Linked DNA regions of Homo sapiens: all the other regions are linked to region 1. A link is a contact called in ENCODE Hi-C or POLR2A ChIA-PET data. All regions are on one chromosome and are shown on one strand. Each heading gives the region's core, a stretch centred on a gene start or an enhancer-like site at or near the end of the contact. The rest is flanking DNA. Distances are from core to core; before and after follow the strand shown.

Region 1 (2,700 bases), core at 21-2,520:
AATATCCCTGTCTTCATGGTACTCCATATTCTATCATTTAGGTTATGTTTCCTAGGCAAATTTCTCCAGACGTCTGAAGTAGAACCGACGTCAAAAAATTAAATATATATGGGGGAAGTTTACTTTCCAATACAAACGACAGGCCTTGAGAAACAAGGCAATAACCTCCATAACAATTTAATTATTCCACTCATTAACTACTATTCTTCTACTAACAAGTGCAAGAAGTCATTTAGGTGTAGAAAAGAATAAACTCACTATACCTGTATATAAAAAAGTTTCACATTAGACATCTGCCCTCCAACTTCCACAGTTTCCTATACATTATGTGTGTTCTTCTAAGGCACATGCAACACACACTTCGCCAGTAAAGCCAGAATAATCCCAGAAGCGCAAACAAATAAGGGACAGTGGAGCTTGCAAGCCAAAGACCTTCATCCGAAAGATGAATTATGACATTTGAACGTGTATCTCTATCTTAAGGGCTAACTTTCTTTCTATGAAGTATCTGAAACTCACAGCCATACACCCACTTCCCTCACTCCTTCTCCCCTCCCTCCTTCCCGGCACCCCCGCCCTCCCGCCGCTTCCCGGGCGAATTCGGGCCTCTAATATCCCCTCCAAGGAAGCGCCGCCCCTTCCTACGGCTACGGGAAGGATCGTCCAGTGGCTGAGGCTGGACAGAGCACAGGTAGTACCTGTAGACGGAAGCCGCGATGGGAGGCTGACAGACCCGGTCATTTCCCGCGCCTCGCAGTCAGGTGCAGGGTCGACCGGGCACCGCCCGCCGGCGGCATTGGGGCAGGCCGGGTCCCTTGGCAGAGCCCGAGCCGGTGCGGCCGCCGCGGCCAGCTCCGTCGCCGGCCCGCGGGGTGGCTTATACAACAACGGGGCGGACCCTCCGCGCGGGGTCAAGGCGGCCTCCCGGCGCGGCCGGAGTCCGGCTCAGACACCTCGGGGCCCCGACGCTGAGGGGAGCCTCTCCCAGGCAGAGCGGCGCCGGGACGCCTCTGGGCGCCGCGCGGACTCATGCCGGGGAGGGTCGAGGAAGCCGCCCGTCGTCGCCAGGCGGGCGGCGACTCCTTGGTGCTGCCCGCTGGGCCCTAACCCGGCCCGCGCGGAGGGTGCGCGCCGGAGACACACGAAGCCCCCTGCCGGCTGCGCTTACCTCTCTCCGGTGTCGGCAGAGTCCACCTCCTCCTCCTCCGCCGCCATAGCCGCCGCCGCGCAAGCGCCGGGACTTATCTCGAAGCCGGCTGACAGGCCGACTGGGCCGCCCCGGGCTGGCGCGGCACTTAAGGCGGCGCAGGCCGCCAGCGCATGCGTCTTCCGCGCACTAGCACGGCCCGGCGGCGCGCCCGCGTTTGCGCGTGCGCGGCCTTGCCTCCGGCTTTGCGTCCGCCATCCCCAGCCAGCATGCACTAGTTCTCCCGCCCGACGCTCCCGGGTGTAAGCGCGGGGCGGGACAGTCAGCCCAGAGGGACTGGCGAGACTCACCCGAATGAGTTAGGTGTTTTAGCTAATTTGAATAATGACTGTATTCATGCATCACCCCGTCGGTGTTGGCTGTCAGGTGGCACCTTGGGGACGGAGGTGCGTCCGGTCCTGGAAGAGCCTAGCTAGTGTCCGATAGATGGTGCAGTGGCAAATGAAATGGCGTAATCGAGGTGCTGTGTGGCGTCCCGCCAGCCTTTCCCCGCGGGTTGGGGGGCCAGGGGGAGAGGGCGACTCACAGGAGCCTTCAGTCAGTTGAGCACTGCTCTAGGTGCTGATGTTACTGTAGTGGCCAGAGCCAGCAATTTCCCTCCCACTCGACTCTCTAGATACCTGGGAGGGTGAAAAGAGTCGGTGTTGGCCGGGCGCGGTGGCTCAGGCCTGTAATCCCAGCACTTTGGGCGGCCAAGGCGGGCGGATTTTCTGAGGTCGGGAGTTGGAGACCAGCCTGAGCTGAAGAAACCCCGTCTCTATTAAAAATACAAAATTAGCCGGGCGCGGTGGCGCATACCTGTAATTCCAGCTACTCGGGAGCCTGAGGTAGGAGAATCGCTTGAACTCGGGAGGCGGAGGTTGCGGTGAGCCGAGATCGCACCATTGCACTCCAGCCTGGGCAACAAGAACGAAACTCCGTCTCAAAAAAAAAAAAAAAAGTCTATGTTTAGGTACTTCGAGTTATTGAGGTGAAATGACTAACCTAAATAGCAGTATTTCTTGACCTGTTTTCAAGCCTTTTAGCAATCAGGTGCAACCTGCTTTTGGAATTCTGCCACCCACTACTACTCATCCATTTATGTTTGGTGTGTGTCTACTATGGGCTCACTTTGTTCTAGGTGCTTGAAAACAATGGGTTGAAATACTGCTCCTGTTTTGATAGATCCTACGCGAATATATTAACCTTTATTTTAGACTCAGTTCATTGTTCTCCTTCCCTGACTCTCCTCCCTCTTTTTCTCTCCTCTGAGCCCCACTGTAAACCTGTCTTTATCACCCATCTAGCTCTCAGGTTCTCAGCCTTGTGTAATTGTTACAGCTTTTAAATAAACATTATCGAATATCTTTCCAACTACACGAGAAAGTCCTCTAGGATAGGAATGGTGTCTTCTGTAATTTAGAGGGGGGAAAGCCACTTATAATCTCTTAGGCATAGTAATAACTAATACATTTTTTATTGTGTTTGATCTAATTCATAAAATATTTTAGGGA
Region 2 (2,700 bases), core at 27-2,526, 790 kb before region 1:
TGGCTTCCAGTTGAGTTGGGCCAATGGGAAGCCCTGGCAGGAGATCAGAAGAGAGCTGGGTTCAGGTTATTTATTACCTCAGCTTCCTTTGTGCTGGACTATGGCTTGGATGTAGCCCTCAACTGAAAGCCACAGTTTCTCTCAGATGGCCTGCTCCTAGGGGTGAGAATAGCTTCTAAATTTTGCTAGCCATGGGATTCTGCACCACTCCGTGTTGCATTTCCTTAACCCTGTCCACTTTGTGTAAATCGCCCCTTGTGAACTCTCCCCACTTACCTTGTTTGAATGTGCCATCTGTTTCTCTATCACCTTGTCACCATCTTCCTGGTGTTCAGGATCTATTCTCTGTTTCCATCTTTGGTGACTGGGGCATTAAAAAGGGGTGGATCAGATGAGTAAAGCAAAGCCTCAGGGCACAGATGGGCATCATCAATGCCCATCTGAAAGATCAATCGTCAACATGTTGCAGCCTGCCACTAGGAAGCACAAACCAGAGGACTACCAGGACAGCAGCTTGTAGCATGCCCTCCAATGGCAGCAGATGGCCTTATGGCTTTGGCTGTGCACCCTCAAGGTTCTCTGGCACTGGCAATAGATGACATTTGCTCCTACAGGGGGTGGGCAACCTCTCCAGGTTGCTTCACCTCCTCTTCAAGCAGCCCCTCCACCCCCTACCCCCAACCTACTCCTCCCAGATTCCACATATTATTGGGCAATGGCATCATTGTTCACTCACCAGGCGAGCCTAGTTAGAATTCACCCACAGGAGAAAACGAGTGAAGGCCGTGGGAAGCTAAAGTATGGTGCACCTCTGAGCTGGCTATGAACAAGTATTCCTGGGTATGGTGATGATGGGGATGAGCTCGTCTTGGAAAGGCAGGAGTTCTGGCACCTAGCTTCCCGTAGGATCTGGTTCCCCTCTTTGAAGTGTACCCAGGCGAAGAATGAGTGGCTCCCTTAACCCCTTCTCCTGGCCAGGACCAGTCTGCTAGATACTGCTGGCCCTATTTTCACCCCTAGCTTTGGATCCCTTTCTTCCCTGGAGGGAAAGAGGCCTTCAGGGCAGCCCCGCAGACACGACAGGAGGGATGCAAGAAAACAGGCGCGGCTGGGCATCCGAGCGTGGAAGGGAAATGTCCAACTGAGGGAGGTGAGGGATGTTGGACAAGCCCCGCCGCCCGCCGCACCGGAGCCGGAGAGAAGCAGAGACGTTGGGCCTCCCAGTTTCCTAGAGAGGCCGCGGAGGGCCCCGGGCGCCGACGCGCGTGCGCGACTGGAGCCGCCGGGAGGTAGGCGCGGGACGGGCGGCTGCGGTGGCGGCGGGTGGACCGATTGTCGCTCGGCGGCGGGAGTCGGTGAGAGGCCTGGCGGGGCGCGGGGGTGGGGGTGGCGGCATTGCGGGCGCGGGGCTCCCCGAAGTCCGCGGCATTCTCGGGCCTGCCCGGGCGGCGGACGGGGCCCGGCCTGGAGGCTGCGCCCGTGGCGGGGGTCTGGCGGTGGATCCCGCCCCCGCCACGCTGAGGGCGTATCTAGAACCTCTTTGCCTCCCAGGCGTCCGGGGTAGAGAATCTGGAGCCCGGGTTTCTCCGGGCTTTCTCGTTTCATCCAATTCTGCATATAAAGCGTATTTATCAGAGACAATTAGATAACACGGGAAAGTAGAAGAAAAGTAAAAGTAGCCGCAATCCTGAAATCTGTCTCCAGGCCTCCTGACATTTAAAATATCTGTGCATAATTCTGCACACTGACATCCATAAATATATATTACGAAATGAGAGCGTGCTCTTGCTTTTTAAAAAACCTGTTAGTATTATTGTGAGGAAACAATATTGTGCCAAAATAACACATAACATTTACCATACAATACATAAACGTTTACCATTTAACCATTTGGAAGTGTGTAATTCAGTGACATTAAGTATATCCATACTACTGCTTTTTAAAAATTATAATCTCCTGAATTTGTAGAATGCATTTGTTCTTATTTTGGCTAAAATTAGTGCTGGCATTATGACACCACTAAAACATTTTTTTTTTGGCGAGGATAATTAAGAAATCGTGTTTGCAGTTTATTTTCTGTAGGAGACACATTTGCATGAAGCTCTAAATGGTGAAGTGACATTTGTGCAGAAAAATAGCAAAATCTTGTTTGTCAGGGTGGTTATCTTTCACAATGAAGTAACTAGTATATAAAATGCAGTTTTTAAACAAAGGCAGAGCTCTAACCTGCAGCGATTGTAGCACACTCTGACTTGCACAGGCCTAAGAGATCAGAGTATTGTCTCCTTCCGAATTTAAAAGTGGTGGCCAGGAAAGAATGTTATTCTGTTTCAAACGGCTTGTAGTGCAAAACTAAAAACTCAGTATTAGGTTGGTTGTTTTGCAAGGAAGTGCCAGGGAGTGGTTTGAGCAGTAATTTGATTAAGCAGTTTCAGAGAGCCTCCATGTGTTGTGTGTGTGTCTGCGTGTGTGTGTGTGCATGCATGTGTGTGCATATTCAGGGACCAAAGAATTAGGCTGCTCTTTTATGTTATCTTAATGAAAGGCAGACACATTTTGGTTAGAAAAAAAAAAAAGTCTTACTGTAAGCCGAAAAGATGAGAATGTTTTGAAGATAAACCTCAGTATGCACTTAAAAAGGAAACTGACAAAAAGCATGAAAAATGGCAAGTATTCCACCGCTAGGTTTTCTCTGGCTTC
Region 3 (2,700 bases), core at 67-2,566, 920 kb after region 1:
ATGATACTCCCCACTACACACACCATTTAAAAAAAACCCTAATCCTTTGAGGCTCACATCTACCTGAATCCTACTCTTTATCCTGTCTCTCTTTGCTGCCACCTGTATATTATACGTCTCCCACCCTCAGCTCACCAGGCAGCAATTGGAGACCAACGGGAAAGATCCATTTTTCCTTTATCAGGAAACTTCGGGTTTATACCTGCAGTGCTGATGGCAGTCTAGTGCCGTATCTTATGTATGCATGTCTATGGGATGGGTATTCATTCACCTTATGAGGAAAAAAAATAGAAAAACAACTGCCAAGGTTTTCAAATTATGAAGTCCTGGATAAATATTTGGGCAGGAGCTGTGGCTCACGCCTGTAATCCCGGCACTTTAGGAGGCCAAGGTGGGCGGATCACCTGAGGTCAGGAGTTCAAGACCAGCCTGGTCAACATGGTGAAACCCCGTCTCCACTAAAAATAAAAAAATTAGCCAGGTGTGGTGGCGGGTGCCTGTAATCCCAGCTACTCAGGAGGCTGAGGCAGGAGAATCGCTTGAACCTGGGAAATGGAGGTTGCAATGAGCTGAGATCGCACCACTGCACTCCAGCCTGGGCGACACAGCGAGACTCTATCATAGATAGATAGATAGATTAGATAGATAGATAGATAGAAAGAAATCTCCCTTGAATCATCTTTCCTAGAAATTTGCCTCCCACCCCCATATTGCCCTGAAATATAGTAGTGTCTTACATTGGAAGGTGCCATTTAAAAAAAAAAAAACAAGTATTTTCCTTTATGAAAATAAACGATGTTCATTATTTTAAAAATTCTCTAAAGTGTAAAAATAAAAACACAGCACTGCTATTCCACCACCCAAATATAACCACTTTTAATATTTCTATTTCGGTCTTGTTTTAGTGCCTAGTTTGAAATAAACACAACTTTATTTATTTAGCATTGCTATATTGCGTCCTGCTTCCTTCACTCACCATCATAACATGGCCTTTCCCCACACTGTTTTACATTTTTCAAATATATCTGAATGGCTACTTTAAATTTCATGGTGAGATCGTTCGCTTTTTAACTCCCCAACAGGAGAGCGGAATGGGCATCTCTGTGCAGAACGTTTGGTCCACAAAACTTTTTTAAAAATATACTCCAGAAGATTTAAAATCTCCAGCGCACTCGAGATCGTGCTCGCTTGGATCCAGCCCAGCGCGCCATCAGCGCCTCTGTCACTTTCAGAACTCTTGGCGCCCCCTCGGCCCCCGTAGAGTAGCGTTGAAAACGCGCAAGTGACGTCGCTTGTTTCCCTGGTGACGGTTGCCAGGGCAGCGCGTGTCGGCGTCCGGAGGAGGTGACCTAGCCGCCGCGGTCCTAGAAGGGAGAAGTGGAGAGAGACCGCTGTAAGTGCCGGGGAGAGCGGAAGGGCCCGGGCCGGAGCTGGGAAAGCCCGCAGCTGCCGGGGGCGCGGAACCGAGCCCGAGCGCAACCCCAGCCCGAGCGCGCTGCCACTGGCCGGGCGCTCACCGCGTGCTGGGCGCCCAGCGAGGACTCTTCCCCTTCGTCCTTTGAATCTTCACACACAGCCCTCTTCTAACCCAGGCAGACGCTTATTTTCCATGCAGTACATGGGTTAATGAGGCGCAGAGGGTGGGTCGCCTGCCCCAAAGTCATAGCGTAGATGGCACAGTCAGAACTCGAACTCAGGTCCGCCTGACAAGCGCTGTTTGCTGGGCCTCTGCCACTGGGCCCTCTCGCACCGCACTGAAAGATGCGACCCGACGGCGTGCACTTCCGCATCTCCCAGTTCCCCTTCCAGGCCCAGCCCCCACAGGACTGGGGACTCGCAAGAGGGAGTTCCCCTCCAAGCCCGGAGTCCAGCCCTGAGAACCAGAGCATCACCCCGCTCCCATCCCAAACCCATCCCTACGAAGATGCTAGCAGTGCACAGAGCGCCAAACTAGGCATCCGTGGGCGGCCTCCCCACACCTCCAGGCCCCTAGACTGTTGTTGAGAATACTCGAAAAGAACACAGTAAAAGAAAAGAAGAAAGAGAAGGAGAGGGGAAGAGAAAAACAATGAAAAAAGTGGCAGGCCGATGGGGCAAGGGGTCTCAATCCTTCCTCACTGGTCCCTGTCACCTATGGTCCCATATCCTGTGGGATCTTGCTTCCTCATAGGACTCCAGAGTGCATGCCACTCTTCCTACTCCCTGGCTCTAAGTCCTACCTGAGCCAAGAGTTCTTTCCATGCAGCTCTAGCCTTTACTTTATTTTTTTTATTATTACTTTTTTTTTTTTTTTTTTTTTTTGACGGAGTCTCGCTCTATCGCCCAGGCTGGAGTGCAGTAGCGCGATCTTGGCTCATTGCAACCTCTGCCTCCCAGGTTCAAGCGATTCTCCTGCCTTGGGCTCGAGTAGCTGGGATTACAGGCGCCCGCCACCATGCCTGGCTAATTTTGGTATTTTTAGTAGAGATGGGGTTTCACCATGTTGGCCAGGCTGGTCTCAAACTCCTGACCTCAGGTGATCCACCCACCTCAGCCTCCCAAAGTTTTGGGATTACACGCATGAGCCACCACGCCCGGCTTAGCCTTTACTTTTAAAAGAAAATAGACTTAAAGCAGATTTTTAGAAGCATTAAACAAAAAACAGTTCCTTTATGTATTCCGTATTCCCATTTCCTCTGTTGTTAACATCTTACACATTGC
Region 4 (2,700 bases), core at 176-2,675, 530 kb after region 1:
AGCAATCAAAACGCTTTAGAGTTTAGCCACTGCTCCTAGCCCTGCCCTCTGCAGCCATTGTCTATCTCAACAGCAGGAAATCTGCTAGGGCTGGGGCACACTGAGCACTGTGCCAGGATGCCCACCACCTGGGGATGGGTGAGGAGATGGGCTGGTGGAACCCTGGAACCCTGCTCCTGCACTGTTTCCTGGGAGAAGAATTTGTGCCTGCTCCCAAGTGCAATATATGGAGCCCCATGACTTAGAGTCAGAAAGATATGCCTTTAAGTGCCTGCTCCTTATTGACTCTCCATGAGACCTTCATAAGGGTGAATTCCTTAAGCTCTGGGTGTCGATTTGTTCATTTTGAAAATGGAAATCAGAGTATGCACCACTTGCTGTGTTAGGGGAAAGATTAAATTGCTAATGCCTAAGACCTGATAAACACCACTGGCACCACACTAAGGATTCATCTTGGGTCGTAAAAAGTGACATTCTGCTCTTATCATAAAGAGCCCCCCGCCCCACCTCCACAACCCTATTTCGAATAAAGGACATACCAGTTTCTGCAAATTTGGTCTTATTTAAAGCCAAGCAGAGGTGGCTTTTATGTGATGTGACATAAAAATTCAGACTGAGCCCTGTTTTGCTTTCTCTTTTGGCTGCTAACTTGACCTAGCTGCCTTTCTTCCCCTCACACCACGGGAGTTCGGGTTGCCAGGTAAAATCAGCACAAGTCTAACACTTCCTGTCAGCTCAACCTGAGTTTCTTCCACTTATGCTGTCTGCAGTGGCTTCGGCATCCCGAGCCAAGGGGCCAAGGGTGATGTGTGGCTGTGCTGACACATCCCCTTCCCCTTGAGTAGCCCTGGGACCTGGGATGCGGGAGAGGGAGCAAGTGAGCCAGTGCTCAGAGAACAGCCACCTACAGACCCCTAGGCAGGAGACCCCAAAAGGCCGCACTTAGCCTCCACAAAGAACCAGGCCCTCTTCCTCAGCGGAACCATTTCCAGAACGCAAAGCATCCTCTGGGGAGGTCCAGCTGCTGTGCCTTTGCCACTTCTCAGTGCTGAGCTGGTTTGGCAGGGAATGTGGCAGGCAGCAGTTGGCAGTCACAAGGGTCAGAGGAGCATTCTGTGGCATTTATACAGAGTCACGTTTCTGACTTGACTGAAAGTAGAATCTTTAATAATATATAGGTTTTAAGTGACTGAGGGTTGCTCTTGCCAAATCCTAGCATAAAGCATATTTTTACAGCTGGGATGATAAATCCCTGAAAGACGGCACTTACCATGGAAACGCTGACACAGCCTTTCATTCCCTTCACAGTGATTAAAATCCTTATTTCAATTTGTTTTTCTTTATTTTGAGCTAGAGTCATTTGCAAGCCCAGGAATACATCTCTCTGTGAAAGAAAACGAAATGCTGCCCTCTGTCAGAAATAAAATGAAACTGTTCTTAACTCACTGCAGTGGTACAAATCTCGCCTTGAAGAATCATGAAAACCCAGGAAATCAGGCTTTCTAGCCAGAGTAGAAACTCCTGCAGAACTTACCTTGTTTCCTAGGGAAAGTAAGACAGAGACAGGAAGGCAGGCAACCAACGGTGTGTTATCAAACCAGGGGCCACTATGGGCATCTGGAGATTTAGCCTTTGAGGAATTCCGGGAGCCATTGCAGCCAGTGCACATCAGGACCATCCTGCCTACAAGGTGGGATGCTCTGGGGTGTTTGTTCGCCAGTTCCCACCAGTCACTGGTTTCAAGCTGCCGCACATCAGTGCTTATGCATTTCTGGCCTGCTGCTCATTGCGGGCTCCAATGGCCAGAGGGAGCCCTCAGGCAAAGAGATGCAGATTTGGCAGTTGGAGGCCCAGCCCTTGTGCTGGTGAGGCTTGAGTGCATATAGGGAGCCCTGATCTGTCCACTGATCCCACTCTCCATTATCCCTTTTATGCTTCTTTGGACTGTTTTATTTGCAAGTATATTTAATATGGTTTGGATGTTTGTCCCCTCCAAATCTCATGTTGAAATGTAATCCGCAGTGTTAGAGGTGGGGCCTAGTGGAAGGTGTTGGGGTCAAGGGGGCAGATCCCTGATGAATGGCTTGGTGCCCTCCCCATGGTAATGAATGAGTTCTCAATCTTAGTTCACAGGAGAGCTGGCTATTTAAAGGAGGCTGGCACCTCTTCCTCCCTCTCTTGCTCACTCTCTCGCCCTGTGACATGCTGGCTTCCCTTCCCTCCTGCCATGACTAAAAGCTTCTTGACGCCTCATCAGAAACCAAGCAGATGTGGGCTCCATGCTTCTTGTACAGTCTGCAGAACTGTGAGTCAAATAAACTTCTTTTCTTTATAAATTACCCAGTCTCAGGTATTCCTTTATAACAACACAAAATAAGCTAACACAATATTTCATTCCCTTGGGGTTCAGGGAATTCCCTCTGTTTATCCAAGTCTTATCATCCGTGCTGAACCAAAAGCTCAGTGATCCTACTAACCAAATGCCCAGGAATGTCTTTCTACCTTTCCAAATCTTGTAATTGGAAAATCCATAATTGACCTGGCCACATGTCTTAATTTGCCAGTGAGATCTCAGCAGTGTTTCTCATTTAATAGCTGATGTGGTCTCAAATTTCCCAACCTAACAAGGCTTCATTCAACTCTGCAGATCATATTAGAACTTGGCCTAATGAGACCTGAGCATTTCCCTGATTCTGCACA

What was found. Hi-C counts contacts between places; a loop is a spot of excess contacts on that map. ChIA-PET counts read pairs that join two places held with the same protein, here RNA polymerase II (POLR2A). Pooled maps may share reads with other maps.
Region 2: a pooled map shows a loop between it and region 1 (15-fold over the local background). The contact joins the promoter of ZNF445 here to the promoter of ABHD5 in region 1. A Hi-C loop is called at or near these places in 1 of 37 single-sample maps with no recorded cell type and 8 of 50 pooled maps. POLR2A ChIA-PET finds 5 or more read pairs at or near these places in 1 of 52 experiments (activated CD4-positive, alpha-beta T cell).
Region 3: a loop to region 1 is called in a pooled map, with 13 times the contacts of the local background. The contact joins the promoter of CCDC13 here to the promoter of ABHD5 in region 1. A Hi-C loop is called at or near these places in 3 of 37 single-sample maps with no recorded cell type and 8 of 50 pooled maps.
Region 4: a map of endothelial cell of umbilical vein shows a loop between it and region 1 (7-fold over the local background). The contact joins the enhancer-like site here to the promoter of ABHD5 in region 1. A Hi-C loop is called at or near these places in 2 of 168 maps with a recorded cell type or tissue (chondrocyte and endothelial cell of umbilical vein) and 11 of 50 pooled maps. POLR2A ChIA-PET finds 5 or more read pairs at or near these places in 2 of 52 experiments (H1 and activated T-cell).

What each region holds. Positions count from the first base shown.
Region 1 is chr3:43,689,508-43,692,207 of GRCh38, reverse strand. It overlaps ABHD5 (abhydrolase domain containing 5, lysophosphatidic acid acyltransferase), which reads right to left and starts at 1,270. Exons shown (of 7, transcript NM_016006.6): 1 at 1,169-1,270. The coding sequence starts at 1,215. It also overlaps a transcript of ANO10 not described here. RefSeq lists a silencer at 619-1,098.
Region 2 is chr3:44,476,246-44,478,945 of GRCh38, reverse strand. ZNF445 (zinc finger protein 445) reads left to right here and starts at 1,276. Exons shown (of 8, transcript NM_181489.6): 1 at 1,276-1,355. It overlaps LOC101928529 (a long non-coding RNA gene), which reads right to left and starts at 1,256. Exons shown (of 4, transcript XR_940785.4): 1 at 737-1,256; 2 at 277-364. RefSeq lists silencers at 1,299-1,458, 1,479-1,528.
Region 3 is chr3:42,771,869-42,774,568 of GRCh38, reverse strand. It overlaps CCDC13 (coiled-coil domain containing 13), which reads left to right and starts at 1,316. Exons shown (of 16, transcript NM_144719.4): 1 at 1,316-1,393. CCDC13-AS2 (CCDC13 antisense RNA 2) reads right to left here. Exons shown (of 2, transcript NR_122070.1): 2 at 934-1,364. RefSeq lists an enhancer at 1,136-1,305 and a silencer at 1,436-1,595.
Region 4 is chr3:43,161,001-43,163,700 of GRCh38, reverse strand. No RefSeq gene overlaps it. Among named protein-coding and RNA genes, the nearest start is that of POMGNT2, 56 kb to the right of the region's middle. Within about 2 kb of position 1,425, at least 7 of the 41 ENCODE cell types and tissues checked have a DNase peak (open chromatin) inside an H3K27ac peak, as active enhancers do.